Regions from separate parts of the Homo sapiens genome. Here region 2 is linked to region 1. A link is a loop called in an ENCODE intact Hi-C map of the cell type or tissue named here. Cell type or tissue: OCI-LY7. All regions are shown on one strand. Each heading gives the region's core, and the rest is flanking DNA. Links, peaks and the distances in the headings are about the cores only. Region 1 has its middle 6.9 kb from the start of SH2B2. Region 2 overlaps ORAI2 (ORAI calcium release-activated calcium modulator 2).

The links. Peaks named below come from ENCODE experiments on the same cell type or tissue, not always from the same donor. Only the 100,000 strongest peaks of a DNase experiment are listed, where the experiment ranks them.
Region 2: it touches region 1 in a loop (7-fold over the local background); 21 of 110 quality-filtered maps call a loop at or near these places.

Annotation. Positions count from the first base shown.
Region 1 is chr7:102,275,828-102,284,145 of GRCh38, forward strand. It overlaps a transcript of CUX1 not described here. Among named protein-coding and RNA genes, the nearest start is that of SH2B2, 6.9 kb to the right of the region's middle. RefSeq lists enhancers at 3,384-4,002, 4,003-4,622. In OCI-LY7, for the core only: CTCF peaks have their summits at 3,794 (motif pointing right) and 3,998; DNase peaks (open chromatin) are centred at 3,384 and 3,824; H3K4me3 peaks cover 2,126 bases; H3K27ac peaks cover 2,699 bases.
Region 2 is chr7:102,447,202-102,455,519 of GRCh38, forward strand. ORAI2 (ORAI calcium release-activated calcium modulator 2) reads left to right here. Exons shown (of 4, transcript NM_001126340.3): 4 at 1-8,318. Among named protein-coding and RNA genes, the nearest start is that of ALKBH4, 14 kb to the right of the region's middle. RefSeq lists enhancers at 3,322-3,381, 7,511-8,011. In OCI-LY7, for the core only: CTCF peaks have their summits at 592, 3,278 (motif pointing left) and 3,480; DNase peaks (open chromatin) are centred at 3,270, 3,680 and 4,220; H3K4me3 peaks cover 294 bases; H3K27ac peaks cover 2,874 bases.

The DNA of each region.
Region 1 (8,318 bases), core at 24-8,023:
GTGAAACCCCGTCTCTACTAAAAATACAAAAATTAGCCGGGCATGGTGGCGGGCACCTGTAGTCCCAGCTACTTGGGAGGCTGAGGCAGGAGGATCGCTTGAACCTGGGAGGTAGAGGTTGCAGTGAGCTGATGAGATCGTGCCACTGCACTCCAGCCTGTGTGACAGAGCAAGACTCCATCTCAAAAAAAAAAAAAAATCCTTCCTTTTTAAGGCTGTATAATATTTTATTGTGCATATAGACCACATTTTGTTTATCCATTCACCTATTCATTTACATTGCTTCCACCTTTTGGCTGTGGCGGATAATTCTGCTGTGAACATGGGTGTATAAATATCTCTCCAAGTCTCTGCCTTCAATTCTTTTGGGTATCTACCCAGAAGTGGAATTACTAGATCCTATGGTAATTCTATGTTTAACGTTTTTAGAGGAAGCGTCATACTGCCATATACTTTTTTGTACTGCTCAAGTTTTGGTTGTGTTTGTTTTTTGAGACCGAGTCCCGCTCTCTTGCCCAGGCTGGAGTGCAGTGGCACAATCCTGGCTCACTGCAACCTCCACCTCCTGGGTTCAAGCGATTCTTCTGCCTCAGCCTCCCGGATAGCTGAGATTACAGGCGTCTGCCATCACACCCAGCTAATTTTTGTATTTTTAGTAGAGACAGGATTTCTCCATATTGGCCAGGCTGGTCTCGAACTCCTGACCTCAGGTGATCTGCCCACCTCAGCCTCCTAAAGTGCTGGGATTACAGGCGTGAGCCACCGCGCTGGCCACTGCTTGAATTTTGAATAGTGTGAAAGAAACACTTATTCAAGCATTTGAATAAATTGAAAACTGAGATTCCATTTCACGTTGCCTTTAGATTGGCAAATATTAAAACCACAGCGTGTGATTCCATGAATACGAACATTCGGTATAGGCAAATCCATAGAGACAAAAAAGAGACTGCCGGTTACCAGGCAGTAGGGGAGGAGGGAATGGGGAGTGACTGCTGGCAGGTTTGGGGTTTCTTATTGGGGTGATTTTAAATGTTCTGGAATTAGGTAGTGGGGATGGTTGCATAACATTGTGAATACAAATGACCGAACTGTACACTTTGAAATGCTGATGTTTATGTTATGGGTATTATATCTCAATAATAGTTTTTAAAAGGCTAATACCAATGACAAAAAAAAGTATGAAGAAATCTGACCAGGCATCGTGGCTCATGCCTGTAATCCCAGCACATTGGGAGGCCGAAGTGGGAAGATTGCTTGAGCCCAGGAGTTTGAGACCAGCCTGGGCAACGCAGTGAGACCCCGACTCTGCAAAAATAAAAAAGTAGCTGGGCATGGTGGTGTGAGCCTATAGTCCCAGCTACCTGGGAGGCTGAGATGGGAGGATCGCTTGAGTCGGGAGGCTGAGGCTGCAGTGAGCTCTGGTCATGCCACTTTATTCTAGCCTGGGTGATAGAGCAAGACCCTGTCTCTAAAATATATAGACAGGGGCCAGGCGCAGCAGCTCACGCCTATAATCCCAACACTTTGGGAGGCAGAGATGGGTGGATCACCTGAGATCAGGAGTTCGAGACCAGCCTGAACAAAATGGTAAAACCCTGTCTTTACTAAATACAAAAAAACTAGCCAGGCATGGTGGCACATGCCTGTAATCCCAGCTACTTGGGAGGCTGAGGCAGGAGAATCGCTTGAACCCGGGAGGCAGAGGTTGCAGTGAGCCGAGATTGATTGCGTCGTTGCACTCCAGCCTGGGCAACAAGAGCGAAACTCCATATCAAAAAAATAATAAAAATAAAAATAAAAAATAAAATAAAATATATAGACAGGGTCTTGCTCTGTCATATATTAAGGTTGATGCAAATGTAATCATGGTGTTTGCCATTACTTTTAAGGGCAAAAACCACGATTACATTTGCACCAACGTGATACATATGAAGAAACCTGACCCAAGATCCCTGACTTCTGCCTGTGGTGGGGCCACAGTGGGGGAAGGGGCAGCTTTACAGAGTCAGGCAGGTCAAGGAGAAGGCTGTGGGCACAGAAGGGGCTCCAGGTAGACGGAGCAGCACCTGTGCCAGCACGGAGGCCTCTCCCCCACCCCTTTCCTTGCCCCTCCCCCCCCAGGAGAACCGCCTGGCCCAGCACACCCTCCAGGCCCTGCAGAGTGAGCTGGACAGCCTGCGCGCCGACAACATCAAGCTCTTTGAGAAGATCAAGTTCCTGCAGAGCTACCCTGGCCGGGTGAGGGCCCTCCCCTGGCCTCAGCTCCAGGTGGACCAGGCAGGGAGAGAGGCCGATCAGGGCTCTGGAGATGGGAGGGTCGGGGACCAAGACCTGCTGGGCAGCACTGGGCCCCAGAGACCCCTGAGGCCTTCCGACATCTCCCCACCCACCCACCTGCCTGCTAGCTGCCCTCCCTAAGCCGGGAGAAGCTCACAGAGTGGAGCCCCTGTCCAGATTCATTCATAAAAACTGGCCAGAAGGACCAGGCACGGTGGCTCATGCCTGTCATCCCACCACTGTGGGAGGCCGAGGCAGGAGAATTGCCTGAGCTCAGAAGTTCGAGACCAGCCTGGCCAATATGGTGAAACCCCGTCTCTACTAAAAATACAAAAAAAGTATCCGGGCATGGTGGTGCACACCTGTAGTCCCAGCTACTCAGGAGGCTGAGGCAGGAGAATCGCTGGAACCCAGGAGGCGGAGGTTTCAGTGAGCCAAGATCACACCACTGCACTCCAGCCTGGGCAACAAGAGCGAAACTCCGTCTCAAAAATAAAATAAAATAAAAATAAATAAAATAAAATTAAAATAAAATAAAATAAAATAAAATAAAAAAATAAAATAAAATATAAAATAAAATAAATAAAATAAAATAATAAAATAGTAAAGTAAAATAAAATAATAATAAATAAAATAAAATAAAATAGAAAAGAAAATACTAGCCAGAAGGGCCAGGCACAGTGGCTCATGCCTGTAATCCCAGCACCGTGAGAGGCCGAGGCGGGTGGAGTTTGAGACCAGCCTGGCCGACATAGTGAAACCCTATCTCTACTGAAAATACAAAAATTAGCCAGGCATCGTGGCACGTGCCTGTAGTCCCAGCTACTCAGGAGGCTGAGGTGGGAGGATCACTTGAGCCCAGGAGGTACAGGCTGCAGTGAGCTGAGATCCAGCCACTACACTCCAGCCCAGGTGACAGAGCAAGACCCTGCCTCCAAAAAATAAAAATAAATAGGCTGGGCATGGTGGCTCAGGCCTGTAATCCCAGCGGTTTGGGAGGCTGAGGCGGGCGGATCATTTGAGGTCAGGAGTTCCAGACCAGCCTGGCCAACATAGTGAAACCCCGTCTCTACTAAAAATATAAAAATTGGCTGGGCGTGGTGTCATGCACCTGTAATCCCAGCTACTCAGGCGGCTAAGGCAGGAGAATCGCTTGAACCTGAGAGGTGGAGGTTGCAGTGAGCCGAGGTCACACCATTGCACTCCAGCCTGGGCGACAGAGCGAAACTCTGTCTCAAATAAATAAATAAGCAATAATAAAAAATGTAAACAGAATTTGGTCCACACTCCAAAAAGCAACCAAGAGAGTGGATCAGAAACTCACTTGCCGAGTTTTTCTGGGCTAGGGAGGCCTGTGCGTGGCTTCTCTCAGCCCCCAGGCCTCCCAGGGGCCACCCCGTGCCAGGAAACCCTTTCTATGAGTGAGAGAAGAGCGTGGGGCATAGTGGGGCAGGGATTCACCTCTCCCTCTTCCTTTGGGGCCCAGCAGCCCCCAGCCCTGTCCCCACCCATCAGAGCCGCTCCTTGGCCACCAGAGGGCACTCAGACTCTGCAAACCAGCCTGGCTCTGGGTGGCCAGCTGGGGGGCGTCTCCTCTCCCAGCTGCCTGCCTGCTCGCATGACCACCCCACACTCCCAGCAAACCCACCTTCCTGCAGCTGCGCCCGGCCCTGCCTGGGCCTCAGTTCCCCATCTGTGCCCGGAGGCACTGTGGCCCTGACCCCATGGGTAACTCCATGCCCCTGTGGCAGGAGGCACCAGCCACATTCACATTGTCACCCCAGCACCCTCTCCTCCCGCCTCTGAGATCTAGGGCTCCCTCCCCCACTTCCCTTTTTTGCAGATGAGGAAACTGAGGCTCCCCTGGGCTCCTGCCCTTCCCGCTGGGCCCCAAGGCACTGACTGGTTCTCTTCCCCTCCCTGTCTGTGCAGGGCAGCGGCAGTGATGACACGGAGCTGCGGTACTCGTCCCAGTACGAGGAGCGCCTGGACCCCTTCTCCTCCTTCAGCAAGCGGGTTCGTGAGCCCAGCCTGGGCAGGGGAGGGGAGGGGCATCAGCCCAGGGAAGCCCAGGGGTCCCCCCATCACTTGGCCCCTATCCCTGAGCACTCGGCCTTCCCTGGCTCCCCTCCACCTGCCCTTGTCTGGGTGCTCTCGGCCAGCCTTGCCACGCCAGCCCTGCACACCCTGGCCCCTCAGGCCAGGAGCCCCCCCAAGACAGCCTCCCCACCGCTTCAGTGCAATGTAGGCCCAGGGCCCATTCAGGAACACCTGCCGAGGACTACCCGAGGGTGTGTGGCAGTGACCGGGTTAACCTGGAGTGCATTTGCGGGACAGGCAGACAAGGAAAAACCAGTTACAGCTCCCAGAATCGGGCGATCCATTGTGGGGACCCCACCCCACAACTCCCCTCCCCCACCCAGACTGCAGAAGTTCTGCCCGTGGAGTACTTTCCCATGGGCAGAATGGACGGCTGCAGAGGCGGGGAGGGGCTCTCACAGATGTCAGGGGAGTCCAGAATGTCACACTGAGTAGACTGTGCACCCAGGGAAGCCCCTGGCAGCACCCTGGCAGCCCCCTGGGGGTCTGCAAGAACAGCGGGCAGGGTGTCCTGTGGCTGGCCAGGCCCTGCTCTCTGCCACAAGCCAGGGCCTGTGAGGTCCTTTGGGGTCCTTTCCTGACTGTCCCTCCCTGTGCAGGAGCGGCAGAGGAAGTACCTGAGCTTGAGTCCCTGGGACAAGGCCACCCTCAGCATGGTGAGTCCCTGCCCCTACCCACCCCCTCCCTGGACAGGCCTGAGCCTCTGTCTCCAGGCACCTCTTCACCTGCCCTGCAGCCCAGGCTGGAGGAGCCGCCAGCCCTGCCAAGAGTGGCTGTGTGATCTGGGACAGGGTCTCTCCCCTTCCCGGGCAGATCCTCTGAGAGCATGGTTCACAGCATGGTTCTGAACTGGGCTGTAGAGGGGGCATTCCTCAGAATTCCTGCAGCCTAGAGTCAGACATGGTGGCTCACACCTGTCATCCCAGCACTTTGGGAGGTGGGAGGATTGCTTGAGCCCAGGAGTTCGAGACCAGCCTGGGCAACACAGTAAGATCCTGTCTCTACAAAAAATAAAATTAGCCAGGCGCAGTGGTGTGCACCTGTAGTCCCAGCTACTCAGGAGGCTGACGGAGGAGGATCACTTGAGCCTAGGAAGTCAATGCTACAGTGAGCTGTGACCACTACATTCCAGCCTGGGCAACCTTGTCTAAAAAAACGTTTTTAAAGAATTCCGGTGGCCGGGCACAGCAGCTCACGCCTGTAATCTCAGCACTTTGGGAGGCCAAGTTGGGCGGATCACCTGAGGTCTGGAGTTCGAGACCAGCCTGGCCAACATAGTGAAACCCTATCTCTAGTAAAAATACAAAAATTAGCTGGGCGTGGTGACGCACACCTGTAATCCCAGCTACTCAGGAGGCTGAGGCAGGAGAATCACTTGAACCCAGGAGGTGGAGGTTGCAGTGAGCCAAGATCACACCACTGCACTCCAGCCTGGGCGACAGAGGGAGACTCTGTCTCAAAAAAAAAAGAATTCCAGCAGCCCATGTCCCTGGCCCATAATGATGGAATAGGGGCCCCAGCTTCCTGTCCCTTCCCTCCCCTTGCCACCCTAGGGCCCTTTCTGTGAAGCCCAGGCAGCCCTGCAGGGGTGGGTGAGGCCGGCCCCATCCCCACTCACCCCCTCCTTGCTCCCAGGGGCGTCTGGTTCTCTCCAACAAGATGGCGCGCACCATCGGCTTCTTCTACACACTGTTCCTGCACTGCCTGGTCTTCCTGGTGAGTGTGCACACGGGCGGGCCAGAGGCACATTCACCATCCCCAGCCCTGACCTCCAGGGCAGCAGGGGCCTGTTACGGTGGCCTGGCCCCTGGGCCTACCCCAAGCTGCATCTCTAGCTTGCGGCCATGCCTCTCCCCTTCGAGAGCCTTGGCCCACCCCAGGGACGAGAAGGACCCACCCCATTGGGACCTCTGGCCAGGGCACCAGCCGGGCCGCTCCGTGAAAGAGGCCTGGCTGATCACATCTGGGACTGGTCCTGAACGGGCTTCATAGGAAGAAGGGATGGAGTGGGAAGGGAGCAGGTCTAATGAACTCCACCAAGGGACAGTCACGAAGACTGCACAGAGAAGGGGCGTCTTGAACTAACCTCCCCAGCTGTGGAGGTGGCGTTCTAGTTAGCGGATAAGGGCCTCCATGTCTGCCAAGTTGGGGGAGAAGAGGGGTGGAAGGCTGTGTCTCTGGAAGGATCCAGCCTTGGGGACTCCTGTCCCCCGCACAGTCAAGATGGCCCCTACAGAGCTAACCTGGGCTCAAGTTCTGACCCCAGGGTCCAGCGGCTCCTGGCCCTTCCAAGGGTTGGCCCACAGTATTAGAGGAGGTGCCTCCGTGTCTGGGCCCATCTGATCATCTGCAGAAGCAGTGGGTGCAGGAACATGTCTAAGACCCACCCGCCCCGGAGTCTGGGGCTCGAGAACCTTTATGTTCCAGGCCAGGCCCAGGGGCCATGGGTGGGCTGCAGGGGTGGCCTTGAGGCGAACGGGCAGCTCACCGTGTCTCCACCTGGCCAGGTGCTCTACAAGCTGGCATGGAGCGAGAGCATGGAGAGGGACTGTGCCACCTTCTGCGCCAAGAAGTGAGGACCCCCACTTGGGCCCCCCCTCAGCCCCACAGCGAGCTCCCAGCACCCCCGCAACACCCCCGAGTTCCTGCCTCATGTCCCCCACTCCTTAGCCCTCCATCACAGCCCCCCATTCTGGCCCTCCCCCTACCCCTACTCCCGGTATCCACTACCCCCTAGCCCCACCCCATCACATGGTACACACCCCCCTTCCCCAACACACACACTCGGCCTCAGCAAAGCTTCCCGTGTCCCCCAGGTTCGCTGACCACCTGCACAAGTTCCACGAGAATGACAACGGGGCTGCGGCTGGTGACTTGTGGCAGTGATACCCCGGGGCCTCCCCCGTGACAGTGACGGCTGCGCCTCCACCCCGACTGCTCAGTGCATCTAATCACTTAGACTCCCCTGAAGAATCCCCCATGGAAACTGCCCTTATCCGCTGTCCAGCAGCTGCCAGAGGCCCCAGGTCACCTCGGGTCCCCTTGAAAGAATGTCTCGGTCACATCAGGCCCGCTAGGTCCAGAGAGCGAGCCCCCAATGCCCGGCCAGGCTAAGCCGCAGAGACCCTCTCAGCCCCCACCTCAGGTTAGGGCTCTGCCCGCAGCCTGACCTCTAGCCCTGGTGGCAGAGGTCCCTCAGCTGCGAGGCTAATTGGGTGACCACCGATTCCAGCTGCGGTTAATCCAGCTTGGGCCTGTCTGCACTGCGATCCTCTTGGGCTCTCCTAGGATCCCCCCATGCCCCGTAAGAGGTGGAAGACGCTTCCTTCCAGGACAGCAGGCTTTGAGTCCAGCACCCCCAGCCTGCCTTTGCCACCAGCCCCACCCTGCAGAGTATATGAGGCTTGACAGAGTCTGCCCCCTCCCCCACTGCACCCCAAGAGAGAGAGCCCCAGCCAGCGGAACAGTTTCTATTACCCCCTCCCTGCCCCCAGACCCATGTGATTTCTGCTTTCTTCTTTAGCAAGATATTCTGGTTTCTAGATAAGGAAGAGTCTCTAATGAGCCCCCGAGCCCCAGTCTCTTCAGACTCATGGATTGGTATGAGGGGTCTGAACGTCTCCTAGCCAATCAGAACTGGCTGTGGACCACCCTAGCACGGCCACCTCTCAGGGCCACTGGCAGGCCTTCCTGAGTTAGATTTGTAGTTGCATATTTAGCTTTGCACATTTGAAATAAACCACGGTTGCAGCCACCCTGGTGCCCTGTGCTCTGGGACGCTGGAGGGACTGGAGGCTGGTGGGGATGCCTGCGGTGCCACCCCTGGGAGCTGGGGCTGGCCTCACAGCTGGGCACACAGAACATTCCTCCCCCTCTTCTCATCTCCAGGAATTCCATGAGTACATTCAGAGCTCTGCTGAAACCCAGATCCAGTGTCCGAG
Region 2 (8,318 bases), core at 157-8,156, 170 kb after region 1:
TCCTGAGATAGAACCGTTTGGTTCAATGAGGGACTGTGTTGCTAAGAGCGTTGGGGGCAAAGCCAGGCTGGTTCCTTGGCCTCGGGGTTTCCTGGGTCGGGGACACGGTGAAGAGGCTCCAGCGGGACCTGCCCATCAGTCCTGGGCCAGGAGGGGCTCCAAGCAGCACCCAGCGGTCCGGGGGAGTCTCAGACCCGGCATGCGTGGCTGGCAGACCTGGGAGAGCCAGGGCAGGGTTTTGCGTTCAGAGAAGGATTGCCCCAGAGACCCGTGGTGGACTTCATGGGTGCTGAGTGGCCCGTGTGACAGTGATGACACGAAGGCTTCGGCGTTTGAGTGGGTGCAGGTGCACGCCAGGGCTTGGTGCTTCCCTGCCTGGCCCTGGAGGGAGCTGGGTGGCCTGGCTTCAGGGGAAGACAGGAGCCAGGACACACGTCAGCCCAGCAGGTGTGGGGGGTGCTGCAGCCCTCGGCAGTGGGGTCAGGCCCTGGGGGATGTTTCCAATGGTGGGCAGCCTGGCCAGGCCGGAGAAGACATGTTCACGGGCATCTATCAGATGCCCCCTTGAGGAGGCTGAGTTATTTGAGGGCTGCTGCAAAGTACGCTAGGCTCAAATTCTCTTTTCCCAGCCAGAGCCCTGGCCACACGGACTCAGAGGGGCCACCGGGGTGGGGAAAGGACCCCTCCCCCACCCCCCGCAGCCACTGGCCTCCAGCTCTCGGCCACAGAATGGCCTCTAAGGCTGACTCAGCCACTCCCTTGGGCTGTGGCAGCAGGAGGCGGGGGCTCTGGCTCAGGCCCCGGAGCCTGTGCAGCTTGCCCATGGCCCTAGGCAGCGAGGGGACAGCCTGGGGGACTTCCTGCCTAGGCAAGGTCATTGGCCGGGCCTGGCCTGTGGATAGTGGGGCCAGGGGCCGGCCCAGGCCAAATGAGTGCCCTCCTTGTTATGACACCAAGTGACTACAAGGGAGGCAAGACCCCTCCAGGCCTCTCAGCCGACACTGGGTCCCACCACACACAGTGACTGTGCCGTGCAGTGCAGGTTCTGGCCTTTTCCTTGAAGGCATCTGGTAGACCCGAAGCCACGCTCTCGGGCCGCACATGCACGCCGCAGCACCAGCTGCCCTGAGCTGCTTGTACAACCAAACACCTTTCCCCTCTTCTCCAGCTGTAACCTGGAGAGTCAGCCATGCCTTGTCTTTTGTTCTCATAAATAGTCACTGGGGCCGGGCGCAGTGACTCACGCCTGTAATCCCAGCACTTTGGGAGGCCTAGGTGGGCGGATCACTTGAGGTCAGGAGTTCGAGACCAGCCTGGCCAACATGGTGAAACCCTGTCTCTACTAAAAAAATACAGAAAATTAGCTGGGCGTGGTGGCGGGCGCCTGTAGCCCCAGCTACTTGGGAGGCTGAGGCGGGAGAATGGCAATGGCGTGAACCCGGGAGGCAGAGCTTGCAGTGAGCTGAGATGGCGCCACTGCACTCCAGCCTGGGCGACAGAGCCAGACTCCATCTCAAAAAAAAAAAAAAAATTAGCCGGGCGTGATGGCGGGCACCTGTAGTCCCAGCTACTCAGGAGGCTGAGGCAAGAGAATCACTTGAACCCAGGAGGCAGAGGTTGCAGTGAGCTGAGATCACGCCATTGCACTACAGCCTGGGCAACAAGAGCGAAACTTTGTCTAAAAAAAAAAAAAAATCACTGGGCTTCTTCATGCTCTGATCACATCTCTCGTAAAAGCTTAAGCTCTCTCCGGGGTCCGGGTTGGCCGTGCCGTGGAATTCTGGGTGGCCTGGCTGGGGTCTCTGGAAATGTGGCTGCAGCAGAGAACAGAGACCCTGACATGCAGTTTTCCGTGCTGAGGGGCCCTAGGGGAGTCACACCAAGGGTCCCCACGAGAAAGTTGTGGCATCCCCGGGGGCCGGAGAAGAGCCCCGTGTCTTCTGAGGGGTTCGTCCTTTGTGTCCCCTGCAGACATTTGTCTGCGACCTTTGCCCTCCAGCATGTATGTACTTTCCTGCAGCCTGTAGAAACGCCTCTTACGGTTTAATATGTGTTCGCTTTGCTAAAGAATATCAACATCGGCCAGGCGAGGTGGGGCACGCCTGTCATCCCAGCACTTTGGGAGGCTGAGGTGGGAGGATCACTTGGGCCCAGGGGTGCAAGACCAGCCTGGGCAACATAGCGAGACCCCATGTCTAAAAAAATTATTTTAAATTAGCCAGGCCGGGTGCAATGGCTCGCGCCCGTAATCTTAGCACTCTGGGAGGCCGAGGCAGGCAGATCACTTGAGATCAGGACTTTAAGACCAGCCTCGGCAACAACATGGTGAAACCATCTCTAGCAAAAATACAAAAAATTAGCCGGGTATGGTGGCGGGTACCTGTAATCCCAGCTACTCAGGAGGCTGAGGCAAGAGAATCGCTTGAACGCAGGAGGCAGAGGTTGCAGTGAGCTGAGATCGTGCCACTGCACTCCAGCCTGGACAACAGAGCAAAACTCTGTCTCAAAAAATAATAAATAAAAATAAATTAGCTGGGCGTGGTGGTGCATGCCTGTAGTTCCAGCTACTTGGGAGGCTGAGGTGGGAGGATTGCTTGAGCCTGGGAAGTAGAGGCTGCAGTGAACTATAACTGTGCTAGTGGCCGGGCGCAGTGGCTCACGCCTATAATCCCAGCACTTTGGGAGGCCAAAGCAGGTGGATCACTTGAGGTCAGGAGTTCGAGACCAGCCTGGCCAACATGGTGAAACTCTGTGTCTACTAAAAATACAAAAAATTAGCTGGGTGTGGTGGCGCTCGCCTGTAGTCCCAGCTACTTGGGAGGCTGAGGCAGGAGAATCACTTGAACCCAGAAGGCAGAGGTAGCAGTGAGCCAAGATGGTGCCACTGCACTCCAGCCTGGGCGACAGAGGGTGACTCCTCAAAAAAAAGAAAAATAGCTAAAATATGATTGTACCACTGCACTCCAGCCTGGGTGACAGAGTGAGACCCTGTCTCTAAAAAAAAAAAAAAGAAAATAAAGAAAAAAGAATGTCAGCATGTCAGCGTTCCTCCAAGGAGTGGCTTTGGGTCAAGAAGACAGGCTGGCTCTCCTAAACAAACGGCTCCCCACGGCTGGGAGAGGCAGCAGGCCCTTACTCTGGCCTGAGTCTTTTGGGAGGGGCCCTGCTGGGCCTTCTCCTGCCACCTACCTTCCTGGACCATCTGTGCCCCTGCCCACGCAGTACCACACTCCCCAGACTGTGGAACGCATCTCCAGTGCCATCTGGGGGCCAGTTACTGTACCTGGTCCCCAGGCAGAGCTCTTGGCCTGGCAGCATCCAGGCAGGTATTAAGTGCCCAGTGATGGTGGCACATGGGTGGGGACGGAGCCACATCCAAGTCTAGCCCTCTGATTAGGAGGATGACAGTCTTGGAATTTCTTGTTCTCTTTCTCCTAGGGTTCTCGTTCTCCCAGCTCCAGCCTTTCTAGTTTCGAGGCATGAGGCAAACCATTGCTGTGGGAATAGCAGTGACCATTGGTAGGGCCATGGTGGCCGGGAGAGGAAACCTCAGGGTCACCCCAGAGCCTGTGGGGAGACGGAGGGTGAGCTGTTGTTGGAGCTGCAGAAACGCCTTGAAGGGCAGCATGGGCGATGAGGAATGCCATTGCAGCCTAGAAATTCGGTTTCTGGAGGTTTAGCCTGATTTTGAAGAGTATTTAAGAACAGAGGGCTCCAGACCAGGTGTGGTGGCTCACATCTGTAATCCCAGCACTTTGGGAGGCAGAGGTGGGCGGATCGCCTGAGATCAGGAGTTCGAGACCAGCCTGGCCCACATGGTGAAACCCTGTCTCTACTAAAAATACAAAAATTAGCCGGGCGTAGTGACACACGCCTGTAATCCCAGCTGCTCGGGAGGCAGAGGCAGGAGAATGGCGTGAACCCGGGAGGCGGAGGTTGCAGTGAGCCGAGATCACGCCACTGCACTCCAGCCTGGGTAACAGAGCAAGACTCTGTCTCAAAAAAAAAAAAAAAAGAACAGGGGCCTCTGCCTCAGTTTGCCCGGGAGCCAGCCAGGGCCCATCCTAATTTGGAGCACAGTCTTCCTGGTGCCTAGACATGCCAAGGCCCCTCCCACGTGGTACACCCTCTCCGTTTAGTACCTGACCACCTGTTTCAAAACGCAGGTGTTTCTGGTTTAGAAACTTGGAAGGCGGAATGTGTTTTCGTGTCTTCTAGGAAGGGTCTGCTGAGGACCAGACCACGTAAGCCTGAGTGGATCCTGACTCAGCTGCAGCCCTTACCTGCCTCGTGCTGATGATCTATGCATGGCGTTATGTAGATCACGTGCGGCAGAGACAGCCACTGTCCTGTGTGCGGGTTTTTAAAACAGCTGCCCTGGATGAAACGGAATAAACCAGTGATGCTATTCAAAGTCTTTCTGTTCTTGGGGGATGCTGTGGGCAGAGGGGATAAATTGCAGCCCCTGGCCCTCCCGTGGCATCTGCTGACTGGGGGACCCACATCGTGGCCTGAAAAACTCCTGGAGCGCCCTCTGGCCTCCTGTCGCTGGTCACTGGCCAGTGTCCTCCCAGGCTGCCCCGGCAAGGGGGCGTGGACATCTCTAGAATGGAGGCAGGGTACTCATGTCCAGACACGCCGCCATGGGGCTCCGCCCCGAGAGCGCAGGGTGCCTCTGCCTGGCGCTTCCCCTCCCAGACAGGGCCCTCTCTTTCCAGAAACAAAAGAAGGGGCAGCCCCAGAGGGTGGCTGAGCGACAACAGAGCCCACCTGGACAGGGTCAGCTTGGCGTTCCCCCCAGTCCCTTGAGGAGAGGAGCTACCAGAGCACTGGTCACCTCAGGACATTCTCCAGCCCCAAGTCCCTGTGGGGCAGCAGGAACAGGTGGGTCCCTCCTGCGGGCTGGTGGCACTGCTAAGGAAGCACCAGACAGCCTTTTTTTTTTTTTTGAGACAGAGTCGCTCTGTCACCCAAGCTGGAATGCGGTGGCATGATCTTGGCTCACTGCAACCTCCTCCTCCCAGGTTCAAGCGATCTTGTGCCTCAGCCTCCCAAGTAGCTGGGATTACAGGCACGCACCACCATGCTTGGCTAATTTTTGTATTTTTAGTAGAGACGGGGGTTTCACCATGTTGGCCAGGCTGGTCTCCAACTCATGACCTCGTGATCTGCCCACCTCGGCCTCCCAAAGTGCTGGGATTACAGGTGTGAGCCAGCTTGCCCAGCTTATGTTTATAGATTTATTTTAGAGACAGGGTTGGGCTCTATTGCCCAGGCCAGAGCTGGAGTGCAGTGGTGCAATCATAGCTCTCTGCAGGCTCCAGCTTCTGGGCGCAAGCAATCCTCCCACCTCAGTCTCCCAAGTAGCTACACTTGGGAGACTACGGGCGCACACTACCATGCCCAGCTAATGTTTTTTTTGTAGAGATGGGATCTTGCTATGTTGCCCAGTCTGGTCTTGAACTTCTGGCCTCAAGCGACCCTCCTGCCTTGGCCTCCCAAAGTGCTGGGATTACAGGTGCGAGCCACCATGCCTGGCCCATTCTGTTTTTTGTCGGCCACTGAGGTAGAGGCCCTCTTCTAGGAAAGAATTTCTGTTTGTTTTGTTTTGTTTTGTTTTGTTTTTTTGAAACAGTCTCTCTCTGTCTCCCAGGCTGGAGTGCAGTGGCGTGATCTCAGCTCGCTGCAACCTCCACTTCCCAGGTTCAAGCAATTCTTCTGCCAAGCTGGGACTACAGGCATGCACCACCACCATGCCCTGCTAATTTTTGTTGTTGTCGTTGGTTTTTGAGATAGAGTTTCGCTCTTGTTGCCCAGGCTGGAGTGCAGTGGCACGATCTCAGCTCACCGCAACCTCCGCCTCCCAGGTTCAAGCAATTATCTTGCCTCAGCCTCCCAAGTAGCTGGGATTACAGGCATGCGCCACCACACCTGGCTTATTTTTGTATTTTTAGTAGAGATGGGGTTTCTCCATGTTAGCCAAGCTGGTCTCGAACTCCCGACCTCAGATGATCCGCCTGCCTCAGCCTCCCAAAGTGCTGGGGTTACAGGTGTGAGCCACCACACCCAGCCTTTCTTTTTGCATTTTTAATAGAGACTGAGTTTCATCACACTGGCCAGGCTGGTTTCGAACTCCTGGCCTCAAGTGATCCGCTGGCCTCAGCCTCCTAAAGTGCTGGATTACAGGCATGAGCCACCGTGCCAGGCCTTGTTAATATTTTTAACTCTGGCACTTCACCCTAGAGGCTGCTAGGAATCAGGTGTGCCAAGCAACTGGCACCACTCCATGGAAAGCGTCTAGGGCAGTGCCTTGGTTCTGCCAATCCTGAGAAGCCAGGCTGCCCCTTGGGCTGGGCAGTGGCCTCAGTACCGAGCCCCAGGCCAGCAAGCCCACAAGCCTCGAGAAAGACTGCACTTCCGGTGGAGGCTGCAGTTTCCTTAAAGGGAAAATCTGCCCCACCCCTGTCAAGGGCAGGACACAAGTCACTGGCATTGAAGGACCCACTCCACACCCAGCAGATCATCGACGCAGACTTTTTTTTTCCCAGATAGAGTCTCACTCTGTCGTCCAGGCTGGACTGCAATGGTGTGATCTTGGCTCACTGTAACCTCCGCCTCCCGGGCTCAAGTGATTCTCCTGCCTCAGCCTCCTGAGTAGCTAGGATTACAGGCGCCCACCATCACGCCTGGCTAATTTTTGTATTTTTAGTAGAGACGGGGTTTTGCCATGTTGGCCAGGCTGGTCTTGAACTCCTGACCTCAAGTGATCCTCCTGCCTCAGCCTCCCAAAGTGCTGGGATTATAGGCGTGAGCCACCTCGTCCGGCCCAAGACTTTTTGCCTCAGATGCTGCAGAGCCCTGGTGGGGCCCAGGAGGGCAAGGCCCACACAGGAGCCGAAACCCATGTAGAACCTGCCAACCTGTAGCTCACACCTATAATCCCAGCACTTTGGGAGGCTGAGGTGGGCGGATCGCTTGAGCCAAGGAGTTCGAGACCAGCCTGGGCAACATTACGAGACCCTGTCTCTACAAAAATACAAAAATTACCCGGGCTTGGTGGCTCGTGCCTATAGTCCCAGCTACTGGGGAGGCTGAGGTGGGAGAATCATCTGAGCCCAGGGAGGTTGAGACTGCAGTGAGCCAAGATTGTGCCACTGCACTCCAGCCTGGGTAAAATGAGTGAGACCACGTCTCAACCCCTTTCACAGCCCGTCTGCGGCCCACCCACCCATGGGTACTGTGGGATGGGGGACAGGCTGGCTTAACACAAATCGAGGCAGGAATAACCCCAGAGAATGGGCTTTGCATGGAGCTTGGCTCCTGTCCCTGCCTGTGAGGGAGGACCAGACTCGGCCTCACCACCTGCCACTCTGAGCAAACAGGCAACGGTGTTTCCTGAACATCTTTCTGAAGCGGCTGAGGGATGTCAGCTGAGCCCCCGCTGGGCCTGCTCTGGAGCGGGATGTCTCCAGAAGCCGCCCTTGGAGCGGGCACTTCCCTATTTGGGCGTGTCCCAGTCCCATGCCTCACCATCCCCTTGCTTGAAGCTCCAAGAGCATGAGAGTGGGCAGCCTGGTCTGCTGAGGAAAGTGTCTGATGGATGCGGAAATGGCCACCCCAAACACCGGTAAGCAGATGTTACCCTGCAGGCGGTGGCTCCTGGGGCCCAGCCCTGCAGAAACACATGGGGCAGGCTGGGCAGAGGGGCTCACACCCGTTATTCCCAGCGCTTTGGGAGGCTGAGGCGGGAGGATCGCTTGAGCCCAGGAGTTTGAGACCAGCCTGGGCAACATAGCAAGACTCTATCTCCACTAAAAATCAAAACAAAACAATTAGCTGGGTATGGTGGCACACGCCTGTAGTTCCAGCTACTGGGGAGGCTGAGGGGGAGGATCACTTGAGCCCAGGAGTTCAAGGCTGCAGTGAGCCATGATTGCGCCACTGCACTCCAGCCTGGGCAACAGAGCAAGACCCTGCCCCGCCGCCTGAAAGAAAGAAAAAAGAAAGAGAAAGGAAGAGAAAGAAAGGAAAAGAAAAAGGAAACATACGAGGCTATGGGGCCGTGTACGGGGGCCAGGCTGTGGCAGAAGCATCCTGGCGTGGCCTTCTCCAGCCCCATCCTGGTTGGGTAAGGTGTCGCCGTGGGTCTTCGTGTCACAGCTTCAAGGACAGACCCAACTCTGGTATCACAAACTTAACAGGTAATGGAGTTTCCTAAAGTGTGCTCTGCAGGAGTGCTGGAAGGGCCAGCATGGAAGGACCCCAGGGAGGGAGATTTCTTTGCTCCACAGCATCCCCAAGCCTCACGAGGCCTCTCC